2 separate regions of the Mus musculus genome follow, and region 1 is linked to region 2. Evidence: chromatin contacts called from ENCODE Hi-C or POLR2A ChIA-PET data. All regions are on one chromosome and are shown on one strand. The core of a region is the stretch at or near the end of the contact, and the rest is flanking DNA. Distances in the headings are between cores, read along the strand shown.

The links. Hi-C counts contacts between places; a loop is a spot of excess contacts on that map. ChIA-PET counts read pairs that join two places held with the same protein, here RNA polymerase II (POLR2A).
Region 1: POLR2A ChIA-PET joins it to region 2 with 12 read pairs in Patski. The contact joins the enhancer-like site here to the promoter of Pax2 in region 2. A Hi-C loop is called at or near these places in 1 of 37 maps with a recorded cell type or tissue (T-helper 2 cell). POLR2A ChIA-PET finds 5 or more read pairs at or near these places in 1 of 5 experiments (Patski).

What each region holds. Positions count from the first base shown.
Region 1 is chr19:45,025,793-45,032,282 of GRCm38, forward strand. It overlaps Pdzd7 (PDZ domain containing 7), which reads right to left. Exons shown (of 16, transcript NM_001195265.1): 11 at 4,406-4,497; 12 at 4,188-4,279; 13 at 3,948-4,019; 14 at 2,932-3,531; 15 at 2,587-2,687; 16 at 1,115-2,182. The coding sequence ends at 1,823. Lzts2 (leucine zipper, putative tumor suppressor 2) reads left to right here. Exons shown (of 5, transcript NM_001130526.1): 5 at 10-1,312. The coding sequence ends at 693. Among named protein-coding and RNA genes, the nearest start is that of Lzts2, 11 kb to the left of the region's middle. Within about 2 kb of position 4,404, at least 2 of the 3 ENCODE cell types and tissues checked have a DNase peak (open chromatin) inside an H3K27ac peak, as active enhancers do.
Region 2 is chr19:44,753,348-44,760,184 of GRCm38, forward strand. Pax2 (paired box 2) reads left to right here and starts at 3,559. Exons shown (of 10, transcript NM_001368747.1): 1 at 3,559-4,089. The coding sequence starts at 4,047. RefSeq lists promoters at 1-4,021, 1-4,021, 2,747-4,021 and enhancers at 176-884, 176-585.

The sequences.
Region 1 (6,490 bases), core at 3,154-5,653, 270 kb after region 2:
CACCCACAGGTGTGTCAGAAATCAGGTGAGATCTCCCTGCTGAAGCAGCAACTGAAGGAATCTCAGGCAGAGCTGGTCCAGAAGGGCAGTGAGCTGGTGGCGCTGCGGGTGGCCCTCCGTGAGGCCCGGGCCACCTTGCGGGTCAGTGAGGGCCGTGCCAGGGGCCTGCAGGAGGCAGCCCGAGCTCGGGAGCAGGAGCTGGAGGCCTGCTCGCAGGAGCTTCAGCGGTACCGCCAGGAGGCTGAGCGGCTCCGGGAGAAGGCCGGGCATTTGGATGCCGAAGCATCGGGACTCCGGGATCCCCCTGTACCCCCTGCCACCACCGACCCGTTCCTCCTGGCAGAGAGTGATGAGGCCAAGGTGCAGCGGGCAGCGGCTGGGGCAGGGGGTAGCCTGCGGGCTCAGGTGGAACGGCTGCGCCAAGAACTGCAGCGGGAGCAGCGGCGAGGGGACGAGCAACGGGACAGCTTTGAGGGGGAGCGGCTGGCCTGGCAGGCAGAGAAGGAACAGGTGATCCGCTACCAGAAGCAGCTGCAGCACAACTATATCCAGATGTACCGGCGTAACCGGCAGCTGGAGCAGGAACTGCAGCAACTGAGCCTGGAGCTGGAGGCCCGCGAGCTTGCGGATTTGGGCCTGGCGGAGTCGGCCCCTTGCATCTGTCTGGAGGAGATCACTGCCACTGAGATCTAGGGCTCTGCAAGGGGTCTGAGCCACAGAGGCCCACCTGCCCGGGGATCCACTGAGCACGCGCTCCAGGTCTCAGAGCCAAAGGGCCTCGGCCGAGCATTCGGGTGGCTCCGTAACTTGGAGAAGCAGCAGAATCAACCCTCTGTGTCACCGTCACCCAGAGGCTCCTGCCTACTCTGCCATTTCACTCCCTCACTGTCGCCACTGCCAGCCCACTCCAGCTGGGAAGGGAAAGAGGCTGCTTCCCTGTCTCCGCATCTACCTGCCTGAAGCCAGAGAGAGCCCGAGGGCAACCAGCTGCTCCAGATGTGCCTGCCCTCAACATGTCCACGTGGAGGGGCAGGGCCGGGCATGGGGCTGATCCCCATGTTGAGCTCTGCAAGCCTCTTCTGGGCTGAGGGGGCTGAAGTCAGACCAAAGGAAGAACCCAGCAATGTCTTGTTTATTTGTGTTTGTGACCAAGCCGTCCTCCCTAGTTCCAGGGTTACGGCCTCATTTCCACTTGTATATTTTTCACACTGTAAATTTCTTGTACAAACCCAAAGGGGAAAAAAATTTAAAAAAAAAAAAAAGTTTTGTTTTAAAAAAAAAAAGTGCAATGGATAAAGAAACTGCAGGGGAATTTGTTTGACATCCATCTCTGCTTGCTGGCTGCTCGCCTACCTATGATGGAATTCTTAGGACTAATCTAGTAGAATCCTGGGTCCTACTGGACCACACCATGAGTTTTGAGGAACTAGAAAAGCCTTCCCATCCTGTCCTCTACACTGAACCCTGCTTGAGGCTGGGGGATGATTGCAGTGACACCCTCCCCCCACTTGAGGACTCTCAGTTTACGACCCTCAGATTATGGTGAGCCAGGTCCATCGTGAAAAACCTCACACTAGTCACAGGCTCCAGACTTGAGTCTGTCTGTCTCCTTACTGGGAAGCAGTCCAGGATTAGGGAATGCACATGACATGGGTTGCCCACTAGCACACGGTGTTCTTGGACATCCAGCTTGTCCTGAAAGGCCAGAGCCCTTTTGACAGCCGGGGTGGATCAGAGCCACCAGTGTGGTGGTGCTCTCAGTAGTCAAATGGATAGGATAGAGGTACACAGAACCCAGAGGCAGCAGGAGGACTTGAGGTCACTAGGAAGGGTCATGGGGATCCTTAAGTATAGGGGAGAGTTTAGGGATACTTTGAGGGACCTTTAGAGCTGAGCTGAGAGACTGCTGGAGTTGCCTAGCCTCAGGGGGAGGTAGCTGGGTGAGAATCCGAGCATCATCAACAGGTCCAAGGGCGGAGGGACAGTCAGGAGCAAGGCTCTGGTCCTTAACAACTCGTAGGTCAGAGGCTAGGGGCAGCAGGCCAGGCCCAGGGACCCTGACCACAAGTTCCATAGGTTCCCGAGCCTTGTTTCGGTAAGCCCTGCGGATGGTGTCCACTGCTCGCTGGTGGGTTACCTGCTCCAGGCTTTCGCCATCCACTGCCACCAGCTCAAAGCCAGCCTGGCACAGAGATGGAATATTCAGTTCTGAGTCATTCCCACCCACCACCCAACCTGAAGGCAGCGGCCTTTCACCTCCACCAGCCAGGACACTCCTACCCCATCTGGGTGCAGGGAGTGGACAATAGGACTTTTGTGCCTGCAGCTGTTGGGGGCAGGGTGGGGCACAGACAATGGCCCTTTGTCCCTTGGGAGGAGGTAGAACAGGATGGGCCATTCTCAGGCCAAGGCTTGCATGAGGGGACACATTCTTCTCTAGGACTGCCCATCTTACCGGCCTGACCCCCATACTCCCAAGCCACCTCCTATGACCTGGTCTGAACATGCCCAGTTGGAAGTGTGGAGCGGTCTTGAACCCTGCTATACTTAAGTCGCAGGCCTAGAGAGGCTTAGCGCTTCACGCACCTGTAGATCCCCGCAGAGGAAAGCTGCACCTCCGGGAAAGATCTTCTCTATCTTCACCATGGGCTGCACCTTGGACTCGATGCCCCCAGAGATGCTAATGCCTGGGCAAGATCCAAAGCAGAGTGACTACAGTCTTACCCTAAACCTTGAGCTCCCGGGAGGATCCTAGAATCCCAGCCCCAAGTCCAGTCCCGCCTTCTTCCCATCTCTGGCTTCTGTCTCAAGTCTCAACCTCCAAACAGATTCTCCAACGATATACCTTAGTACTCAGATTCCTTCCCTGGCCCACCAACCTCCCTCAAACCCAAGGAGTCTACCCTGCTTAATAGTGCTCCCAGGACTCACCCAAAGACTGCTTCATCTTGGATAGTGTGATGGTCCTCAGCGCTCCAGTGGAGACATTCCCGACTGCTTCCTCAGCTATCCGACCATTCTCCAAGGGCCCTTGCCTGGCTCCCACTTTGGCCACCTGCCCATCCAGAAGTCGTGGAAGCAGGGGCCTTGCTTTCCGAGGCCTGTGGTAACGCCCGTTGGCTGTGGCAGCAGTGGCGATGGGTGCCGGGGAAGGGGAGCGCCTGCGCCCAGGAGACTTGCCTTGACCTCGGCTGTGGCTGCGACTGCGGCTGCGGCTGCGACTGCGGCTGCAGCTTTGGGCTGGGGTCTGGCTCTGGTTCTGCTGAGTGTCCTCTCTGCTTAGGGGTTCTGTCAGTAGCCAGTTAGGCCTGGGAGGTCGGGGAGCCACAGGAGGTGGCTGGGGAGGAGGTGCGCATGCGCCTCGGCGTAGCGAAAAGGCATCAACTGGCACGTCTTGTAGAGGGGGGATTCCCTTGTGGTGAGGAGCAGAGGCACCGAGGGAGACCTTAAGGACCCCAAGCTTCTCCCTTATCTCTCCGTCTTCATCCTCTGAGCTGTTCACTGGTAGCAGGTAAAAGCCCCCACGGCTATCTGCGGAACATGGTCAAGGCTAACTGGCTTTTCTTGACCATCCCTTGCAGACCCTGCTGCTTACTGTTTCCTGTAGGATGCCCGAGTGTGTGCAAACAAGGTCTAGATTTGCTCAGAGTTAGGTGCCCCATGGTAAAGGGGCACTGGGTCAGGTGGACAAACATGACCTATTATTAATAGTATTTTGTATTGTAATACAGTTCTACTTTGGCAGAGCCAAGAGACCAGATTTAAAAACACGTAGTTTTGAAATGTCCTGTACGGGGATGTGTGAGTAACATGGCCTGGAGGACAGCGCTTTCTTTCCTGACTACAGTCAGTGACCCTGCTCGGAGGCAAGGATGGAAGACCTGTTCTCCCTGTTCCAATGTCCCCAGGGTTGTCCCCTTTCCCCAGGTTATAGGACTCTGACTGACCAGGCACAGGGGTGATGAGGTGACGTTTGGGTGGCGTGTCTTGCCTGGTAGGTCTCAAAGCAGAAGGCCCCACTGGTTGGAGAAGAGAGCAGGTCAGAGGTCAGACACCCCTGCCAGGCTCGCAGATAGCTTTGCCAATGAGCCACCCTCCACTCCCACCCCACCCACAACTAGAGCTCAGGAGCCAGAAGTCCCCGCCCGCCCCCCCAACCCCCCACCCCCGCTGCACACACTGCTGACCTGCCCTGCTCTTAAGAGCCTCAAAAGCCTCCAGCTCCACAGGCATCACCATGCTATCGAAGCGGCCAAGGTCTGTGGGGGCCACCACGCTCCTGGGGAAGGCAGGGATGTGGGGTAAGCAGGGCTTGGTTCTAGGGGGTGCAGTCATGGAGAAGCTTCAGTCCTAGGGTCATTCCGTTCCCCCGGGTCGTACCCCCCCACCCCCAGCCTCTCCCAACCTGATGTCCCTCAGCAACAGCAGCTTCGTGGGCCTGTCTAGGATGGCCAGCAGGGGGCGCACCAGATCCTCCACACCACCCTCATGGACATACTGCATTTAGAGACATCACAGGTCAGACAGCAGCAGCAACTCTAGCTAGAGCTGGGTGTGGGGAAACACCAGGGCACACAGAGACCCTGGAGCCCATCGGCCATCTTCGCTCTAGGACAGAGTCGCCCTATCCAAGGTCCACAAGTTGGTGTGTCAGTGACCTTGTGGATGCATGACCTTGTGAATGCCTGGAGTGATCCACAGATCTGCAACAAGTACCAACATCAATAATGGCATCTGGACAGGCAATTCTAAGCCTTTTACATGCAGTCTTTCACTTCGCGGCCACTCTGAGATGATTCCTGTTTTACAGATGAGGAACCGAAGCTCAGGGAGAATTTGCTCAAAGCCACACAGATAAAGACGTAAAGGAAAAGCAAGAACCCAAGACATCTTCCTATTGCTTGCCCTGGGGCAGGAAAAGAATGTTCAGGTGCTGGACTCCCCCACCTCCACTCCCACCTCTACCCCCACCCCCACCCCCAACGCTTTTGCCCAGGCAGAAGGAATGAATGCGAGCCCAACACTAGGCTGTGGTCCTGGCGGTTCCCACCCTTTGTTCAGGGTTAGAATGGTGATCTTGGCAAGCGGATGGCTCTACAGCCTCTCTAGTCAGTACCCTTCTGCCTGGTACGGCCTGGATGCCACCGGCCGGGATGCCACACCCCTTGGATTCTAGAAAACGAAATACTGGCAGCCAAGTTACTTGGGCAGCACACTGCCCCCTGGTGGTGAAAGGAAGACAACTTCAGAGAGCTCCTTGGATTGTTACCACGTATGGACATAGACACAGAAATAGCTGGCCCTCTGGCCATTAGCATGAATCATCAATAAATATTTAGGAATAAATGAAAAAGTGTGTGTGTCCCTAACCTACACATATGCTTACAGGACTCACATCAACAATACACTACCATATATGTGCATATCCCTAAAGTCCACAAACACAAGATCAGCAGCTGGGTGGCAAAAGAGACACAATGATAAGACCCTCTCCCAGAGCGTCAGGGACTCTGGTGGGAACAGGGACAGATGGCCTCACGTGGCAGTCATCCGTAAGCCACGGACCGCAATGAGACATTATGAGTTTCTGAGAAGGGTGAAGGATCGTAAGCAAGGGACCACTCCGCCAACGCTTCCAGGGTGGACACAAGGGGCAGCACAGAAGCTCTGAGGGCAGGCAGGATAGCGAGGTAACAAAGGTTTCATGTGGCATCAAGGGCTCATGGAGACCCTCCGGCAGGGCTGCACAGGTTGAGAACATGGGACTAGCACCCCCTAAAGCTATGCGGCTCATAATTGACATCAGCTATGTGGTGGCCCTGGAAGATCCCAGAAAAGTTGGGGATGGCAGATTGGGGTGTCACACCAGGTAAGGCCTAGAATGTGGGAGAAAGCAACTTGTACTCTGTTCTGCCTCATGAGGGAAGAATACCTCTGCATCAGTAAGAGAGGTCTTTAAGTTCCTGGCCTGAGGGATGTGGATGGACAGCTCAGGGGAGAGAGAGGAGATTCAGGCATGCCGCCTTAATCACTAGGGAACTTTGCCTCTCTCTCAGACCCGGGCTCTGTTTCAGAGGGTATGGGTGGGGCATTGGGTTGGCTGTGAGCAGTAGGTTCAGCCTACAGGGTAAATAGAACCACAGTGAATGAAGTCCTGGTTTGAAGAAGGCTGGGCAAAGGATGGGTGTGGGAAAAGGGGCTGGTCAAAGATACAGACACAGAGCCCCTCCTAGTGGCCATATCTCGGAGTTGCAGGCTCACCAGAGCTGGAGCACACCGCTCACTTAAAGTTCAGAACTGAGGACAGAATTTAGCTCAGAGCCCATGATAGGGCCCTCCATCTGCATTTCTATTGTAAACCAGATCTTAGGAAAGAGAATGTGTGAATGACCCCATCTTAGCCTTTGAGTGATACTTCATCATATATGGGTACATACATGCATGCTATGCACATACGAACATGTGTGGCATGTCAACACAACACTTCACA
Region 2 (6,837 bases), core at 2,309-4,808:
GGGTATAAGTCACATGCGGCTTGGGACACCTTTGCATAAGTATCTATGAGAGGGCCTTCTTGCAGGACCGCAGGCCTCCCGCACACCTAACACTCACGCAGAGCAGGCCCGCTCCAGCGGAGAACCAGCTTGACCCTAGGCTTTCGGAAGGGAGGTAGTAGGAGTGGGGCTGCCAGGCGCCAAGCGAGCATGGCAGAGGTGGCAGCAGAGAAGGCGAAGGAACTGAGATCCACAAGGAAGATTTATTGGGCAGATCAGATGCACAGAGGCGACTAATGAAGCAAATCCCGAGATGGGTATCAGAGCAACTCCCCAAAAGTTTATTTGCCTTTAAATTTCCGCAGGGAGGCGGGCTCCTTGTTTGAAGTGTAAATGCCCCTAGGTTGTGGGGGGGTGTTGAAGGGCTGCTTTGAAAACACTAGAGAGAAAAGGTTCATTTAGAGTCAGATGAGGGAAAAGCAACCAAGCCTGACAGGTCGAGCCCTGGCTGTGTTTGGGGTTGGGTTGTTGTCTTTCTTTTTCTTTCCTCCCTTTCCTCTTCTTTCTTCTTTTCTTTTTCTACTCTTTCCCCTTCTGTTAGGGCCCATAGAAGAAGAAAAAGAACAGGAAAGGGGGAGTCAGAAGGAGAGGCCATCGAGAAGGGACATCTGCAAATCAGCCCTTCCTTCTAAAGTCCAAAGAGAGGGCTGTGCAGAGGCTAACGGGCTTCCAAAGCAGCAGGGTAGATCGCCTTTTGATTATCTAGACCCAGAAACCAGCTGGAAAACTAACAGGGAAACTGGAGGTGTGTGTGTGTGTGTGTGTGTGTGTGTGTGTGTGTGTGTGTGTGTGTGTATGTGTGTGTGTGTGCGCGCGCGCGTCCCAGGAGTCCTGGGAAGGCATGCCTGAGTTTTCTGGAGCTACATAGAAATTAGACTATCACTAGCCCTCATTCCTAAGAGGATGTATGTGGCAGATACTTGCGTAAGTGCAACTTCAAAAGTGTTTTACGAATTGAATTGTTAGTTCTCTTTACAAAATGTAAAGTTCGACCCCACTCCCATTCTTATGGGGAAATATCCATTGTCTATGTTCACATTTCATAGGACGTGAAACATGAAACTATATTTCAGTTCTAGAGGACTCTGGATCTCTGTTGGAGTGAGGAACTCCGCTGATTTTTGTTTCCTCAACAGACATACCAAGACTTAACTTAAGCACACCCAACAAGAGTTCCTTTATGAACTCTTCTGAATGCTCCCCACCTCAAATTCTGGACTGATTGCTTCTTCAAAGGAAGATAAGGCTACTGCGGTTACTACCACCTTAGAGCTTCTGGCTCCCCAGTATGGGAGCTGACCCTTTTAGGCTGAAATAACTCTGTTTCCACACACACACACACACACACACACACACACACACACACACACACACACACACACACACACTTCTTTTCTGTTCCCTATGAGAAGTTAGTGCGTGTTGCTGAGGTTGTGAGGTTGTGAGATTTGGCCAAAGCAAACCCGGGAGCGCCATCTACAGGCCTTGAGAGGAAGGCATTGGTTTTCCTGGCAGGACCCCTGAACCTCCTACTCTTCCTGCCCACGGGAACCTAGTCCTCAGACCAAAGGAAGTGGGGGACAGGGTGGTGGTGGGCAGATGGAAAGGTGGTTTATTTTTATTTTTATTTTTTAGTTTCTTACTTTCCAGCAGTTACTCTGCAATTGGATTAATCTAGCCGGAAATTTCCAGGAGACCGGGCAAAGGCCCAGATCCCAACCGACCCAGCTCCCCTTGGAATGGAAAGCTCAGAATCCGGTGTAGCTGAGCCTGGCCTGAAACTCACCCAGAATGTGGGCGGTTCTAAATGCCCGGTAGGAGTCAGTCTGAGACGGGCTGAGAGTCTAGTGGGTGCTTCCCCCAACCCCATCTACTGCCGAGGCTTTTTGGCTATAGGGACAGGGGCACTGTCTACACTCATTGCCCTTCCTCTGGGCTTCAGGAGCTGCAGACAACACCAAGGAGTCTTGGGTCCGCCGGGCAAGAAAGCTGTGTTTCTCAGCTTGAGCTTCCTGGAGCCGCCCTTTTTCAGACCCAGGGAAGCCTGGGAGGAGGGAGCGAAAAAGGGGGGGGGGGTGAGTTAAAACATCAGCTGAAGTGCCAAGATGATTTATGAGACTAGGGAAAATATTTCATAAAGATCTCCTGGATATTCTGTACTTAACCAGTTAGGAGACAAAGGGCTTCTCTCGCTTAGTGCGTGCGAGAAGACCCCAGCGAACAAGGGAGCGAGTGCGGGCCAGGCTGCAGAGACTGGGCCAGCGGCTCTGGTAGGAGCCGGGCCAGGCCGGCGTGCTGCGCCAGCTGCGCTCGCTCGGGATCTGCAGAGCTGGCGGCGGGCGGCGCTCAGTCGCGTTCATAGCCTCCTCTTCTCCCCAGCCGGGGAAAGAGAACGCCTTGGTCCCGCCTTGGGCTTCTGCATCCTCTGTCACTGCCGCGGACAAGCCGCTGCGCACCGTCTCCCGGCACAGTCCCTTCCCTAGCTACCCGAGGGTCCAGGTGCCAAGTTCCCTGGCTCTCCTACCATCCGTTGGGTCCCACCAAGGCAGGTGGGTTCTAGCCAGAGGCCTCTAGCTTGATTCCAAACCAGGCGTCTGGACTGCCCAGACTCCGGGGAGGGGGTGCGCGCCACCGCGTGTGGGACGGGAGGGGACAAACTGCTGGGCACTTTGCCCCGGAATGAGAATCATGCGTGCGTGGATGGGAAGGTACCACAGGAGGAAAAGGCGAAAGGGAAGGACCAGAGGGAAAGGGAGAGAGGAAGGAAGACACAGGGAGAAACGGAAAGGAACTCAGCGCAAGGGTAGCCGAGTTAGGACAGGGGCTGCGGACTCGCGGGCGTCTGGGATTTGCGGGCATTGGCCGGTGGATGGCAGGGCTGGGCGAGTTAGGACTGAGAGCCTGGCTTCGGAGTGCCGCGCGCTCGGAGGCCCTCTGTGGTTGCCTGAATATTCATTAGGCTGGCCGCTCTTTATCCTTATCTAACGTTTATCTTCTCGGCGAGTTTCGTTTCTCAGTGTAGTTTTAATCCGGGGCTCCCATTCCTCCTCCCCCTGGCCCGCTCCTCACCCTCCCTCTTCCTTCACCCGCTGCTCCCTCCCGTTTCCCCCCCCTCCCGGGCCCTCCCCTCGCCAGCACCGGAGTGACAGGCGCGGGGCCCTCCTTGCCGAAGCTCGGGGCTCCGGCGCTGGCGAATCACAGAGTGGTGGAATCTATTGCCTTTGTCTGACAAGTCATCCATCTCCCGGCGCGGGGAGGAGGAGGGGGTCTGGAGGGGGCTTTGCAGCTTTTAGAGAGACACACACCGGGAGCCCAGGCTCCAGTCTCCGGCCGAGTCTTCTTGCAGCCGCAACCCACCTGGGGCCAGCCCAGCGCTGCGGGCGCCGCTCGGCTCCTAGGCTGCCTCCCTCCCTCCTGGCCCTTCGGTCGCCGCGGCGTGCGCCTGCCTTTTCCGGGGGCGGGGGCCGGCTCGCACGCTCCCCTCCCGCGGGCGCCCGCTTGGACATCCCGGGGATTGCTACTTCTCTGCCAACTTCGCCAACTCGCCGGCACTTGGAGCGGCCCGGCTCCCCTCCTGGCGCCCTCGGGCCGCCCCCGCCCTGAGCTCTCTTGGTTCAGAGCCTCTCGGACAACCGGGTTCCAGGGGAGCTGAGTGAGCCGTCTTCCCTACCCGGCCTCAGCTCTGGCCGCAGCTGGCGCGCGAGCCATGCGCCCCAAGTGCCCCTTGGTCCAGCCAGTCGCCCCGGGGCTGCGTTGCTGACTGCCCAGCCGCGTGCCCCAACGGTGGCAAGTTGCAGCCTCTGCGGTCGCAAACCCCAGCGGGCCCGGAGGAGTCCCGGCGTGGAGCGCGGCGCGGCGTCCCCCGCCCTCGCTTGCCCCCCAGCAGTCGGGCGCCCGCTCACTCTCCCTCCCCCACCGTCCCTTCCTTTTCTCCTCAAGTCCTGAAGTTGAGTTTGAGAGGCGACACGGCGGCGGCGGCCGCGTTGCTCCCGCTCCTCTGCCTCCCGATGGATATGCACTGCAAAGCAGACCCCTTCTCCGCGATGCACCGTGAGTACCGGCGCCCGGCTCCTGTCTCGGTTCCAACCCCATGTAGCCCCAGCGCGGTCCGGCCCCCTGCGCTCAGGTCTCACCCTAGAGGCCACACTGGCCTTTCCCTGCTCCCTCCTTTCGTCCTTTCTCTTACCTAGTGTTTCTCACGCCTTCAGCCACCGTTCTGCTTTTTGCCACGCCATACTCACGGTTCTGCCTGCCTTTCTACCTTCACTAGTGTCTCACCTCCCTCGGCTCCTTCCACCTGCTCCTCCTTACCTCTCGGGATCCATAACCCTGGGCCCAGGTTCCAGCCACCCACCCCCTAGTCAGTCTTTGCCCTGGACTAAAGGACTAATTGGCAGTAGTTTTCAGGCTGTTCTCTCTCTCTCTCTCTCTCTCTCTCTCTCTCTCTCTCTCTCTCTCTCTCTCTCTCTCTCTCTCCTCCCTCATCTTTACCTTCCTCAAACTTAGAGTTGTGGGTAATCGTGAGGAGGCTCCTAGTTTGGGCAGCCTTGGTGTCAGGACAATTATGCCTAAGATCCTGGGGGTGTGACCCCCTTCTGAGCCTAAGCTCTCGGCGCCTCTTGTTCCCTTCGGCTTAGTTAAGGCTTCCTGGGGGGCTGCTTTGCTACGTCCCACCCTTTCTCCCACCCTCACCTCTTCCCCCCCCCCTTCCCTTCCCTTTTAGCTAGGAACAGGAGAGTGGCCGGTCACTTTTTTTTTTTTTTTTAACTTTGCCTAGGGAAGTGATCATTCTAAAAAAAAAACAATGAAGGATTTTGAGAAGAAATCAAAGTCAGGGAGAGAGGTAGAGCCATCCAGGCCAGCACCTGGATGCTGTACACTCGAGAGACTTCCTTGCCTGTCTCCACTCACTGTTGAGGACCATTCAGCCAGCGCCCTGGCCAGGGGGTCAGCAAGAATGGATATAATCAGAGGGAAAGAACAAAAGAAAGACAAATGCCAAGGCTGAGGAGAAAGGAAGGAGAAATCAAACCAAGAGGGGGGAAAATCAAGGAAAGAAAATTAAAAGGATGTTGGGGAAGAGAAATAAGAAAATAGGAATAGAGGAAATATCATAATGATATTTGAATGCATCTAATTCATAACGGCTCTTTAGCTCCGAAAACTATTTGTCAGGTATCTCCCCTTGCTTAAAAAGATAAATAATATTCTAAGTAGAAAAGCCCTCCCCATCTATAGATTAATAATTAAGGATAATTTGTAACTTTCCACAAGGTAACTTTTAGACCTAGCCTGATTTGTGCTTTAAAACGCGATCCAAGAGGGAGCCGTGTTTTGTTTGTTTCCTAAGCACATATTGAGCTTCACGGGACTATAAAAAAAAAAAAACACCTGCAATAAAATATAGTTCCCTAAATAATTTCTAGGTAAAGGAAACCCAAACGCGAGACTTCGGGTCGCTGCGAATCTCTCAGCCGGCCGGGAAGCCTTGCTCTTTTTCGGAGGGAATGAAGCAGGTTCATCCAGGCGGCCGGTCTCTGCCTCAGCCCTGCTGCCTCTGCAGCACTCGGGGGTTTTTGAGGATTGCTTCCTGGACCCATCAATCGGGGCCAGTGACGGGGAACCTCTTCGAAACCCAAAGGGGAGAAAAGCGAGCAGAAGGTGGTCGAAGGAAGGGAGAGAGGCTCTGCACGGGCCGGCGAGACGAGCAGCTACAGCCCGGGTTTGCGCCAGCGGCAGTTGCGCATTCTAGGCCCGGTTCCGCACAGATCCTCCGCAGCCCATCCGCCCTGAACTCCAGCGGTGCCCGGTTGCAATCCCCACCCCATAGATTAGGGCAGAGGGGCCGGGCCCGGAGCCCGGTGAGGCTGAATTATTCATCTTTAATCTGCCCGCAGCTGCCGCCTTTTCATACCGGTAACGCGAGTTCTCCCGGGGCCTAAATTATTGATGGTCCGGGTTTGTAGGGAGCAGAGGGGTGGGGGAGTGGGACCAAAGATGGGGAGACCATAGGGATGGGGGTTGTAAGATAAGAGGTTCTGGCCTCCCGGAACCACTGGATTAGAGGCCTCTGTCCAGGGGTTTCTTCTCCCAAGCTTGTTTTTTATCTCCCTATAAAAAGATGGGAGAGATTTAAAGAGGGCACGAGATGCGCCCGCTTTCTTCGAAACTCGCTGGAGGCCACGGAGCAGTGGCTGCAGGTTGTAGACCTTGTCTGGCCTGACTCTGCCGCTAGAAGCCTCTGCGGCTGGGTTGCTGAGTAATTGCGGCTGCAGGTTAATCGCTCTAGGTGCAGGATTTCTGGGCTGCTTTAGGCCGTAGAAAATGGGGCACCCGGCAGCGGCCTTGAGCCTGACACCCGGGGGCCTTCTTGGCTTCCAGGTTGGGAGCCCTCGCCCAGTTGGACGGGAAACCAGGAGCTCTGCTCTGGCCGCCAGAGCATCCGCCCTTACTGTTGGGTTTGGTAGGCAGCTGCCGAGGTCTGAGAAAGGTCAGAGGGTCCCGAACTGGCTTAGACTGGCAATGCGGAGTCCCGGAGTCCTAAGTCCGCAGGTGCGGTCCCTACCAAGCCACCTTCAGGGGAGACTGTGGGGGGAGAGGCTAGCCTTGTGCAGCATGGAAGGCAAGCGAACCCCAGCAGCCGGCGTTTTTCAGCGGCTGCCGGGAAGAGCGAGAATCTTCGCCGCCTCGCGGTCTCTGAGCGCAGCCGATCCCGAACCACCACCTCTTCTGCCGCTCCTTATCCACCAGGATTTCTTTCCACCATAGACATTAGAGGTGCAGAGGGAAAATATTGTA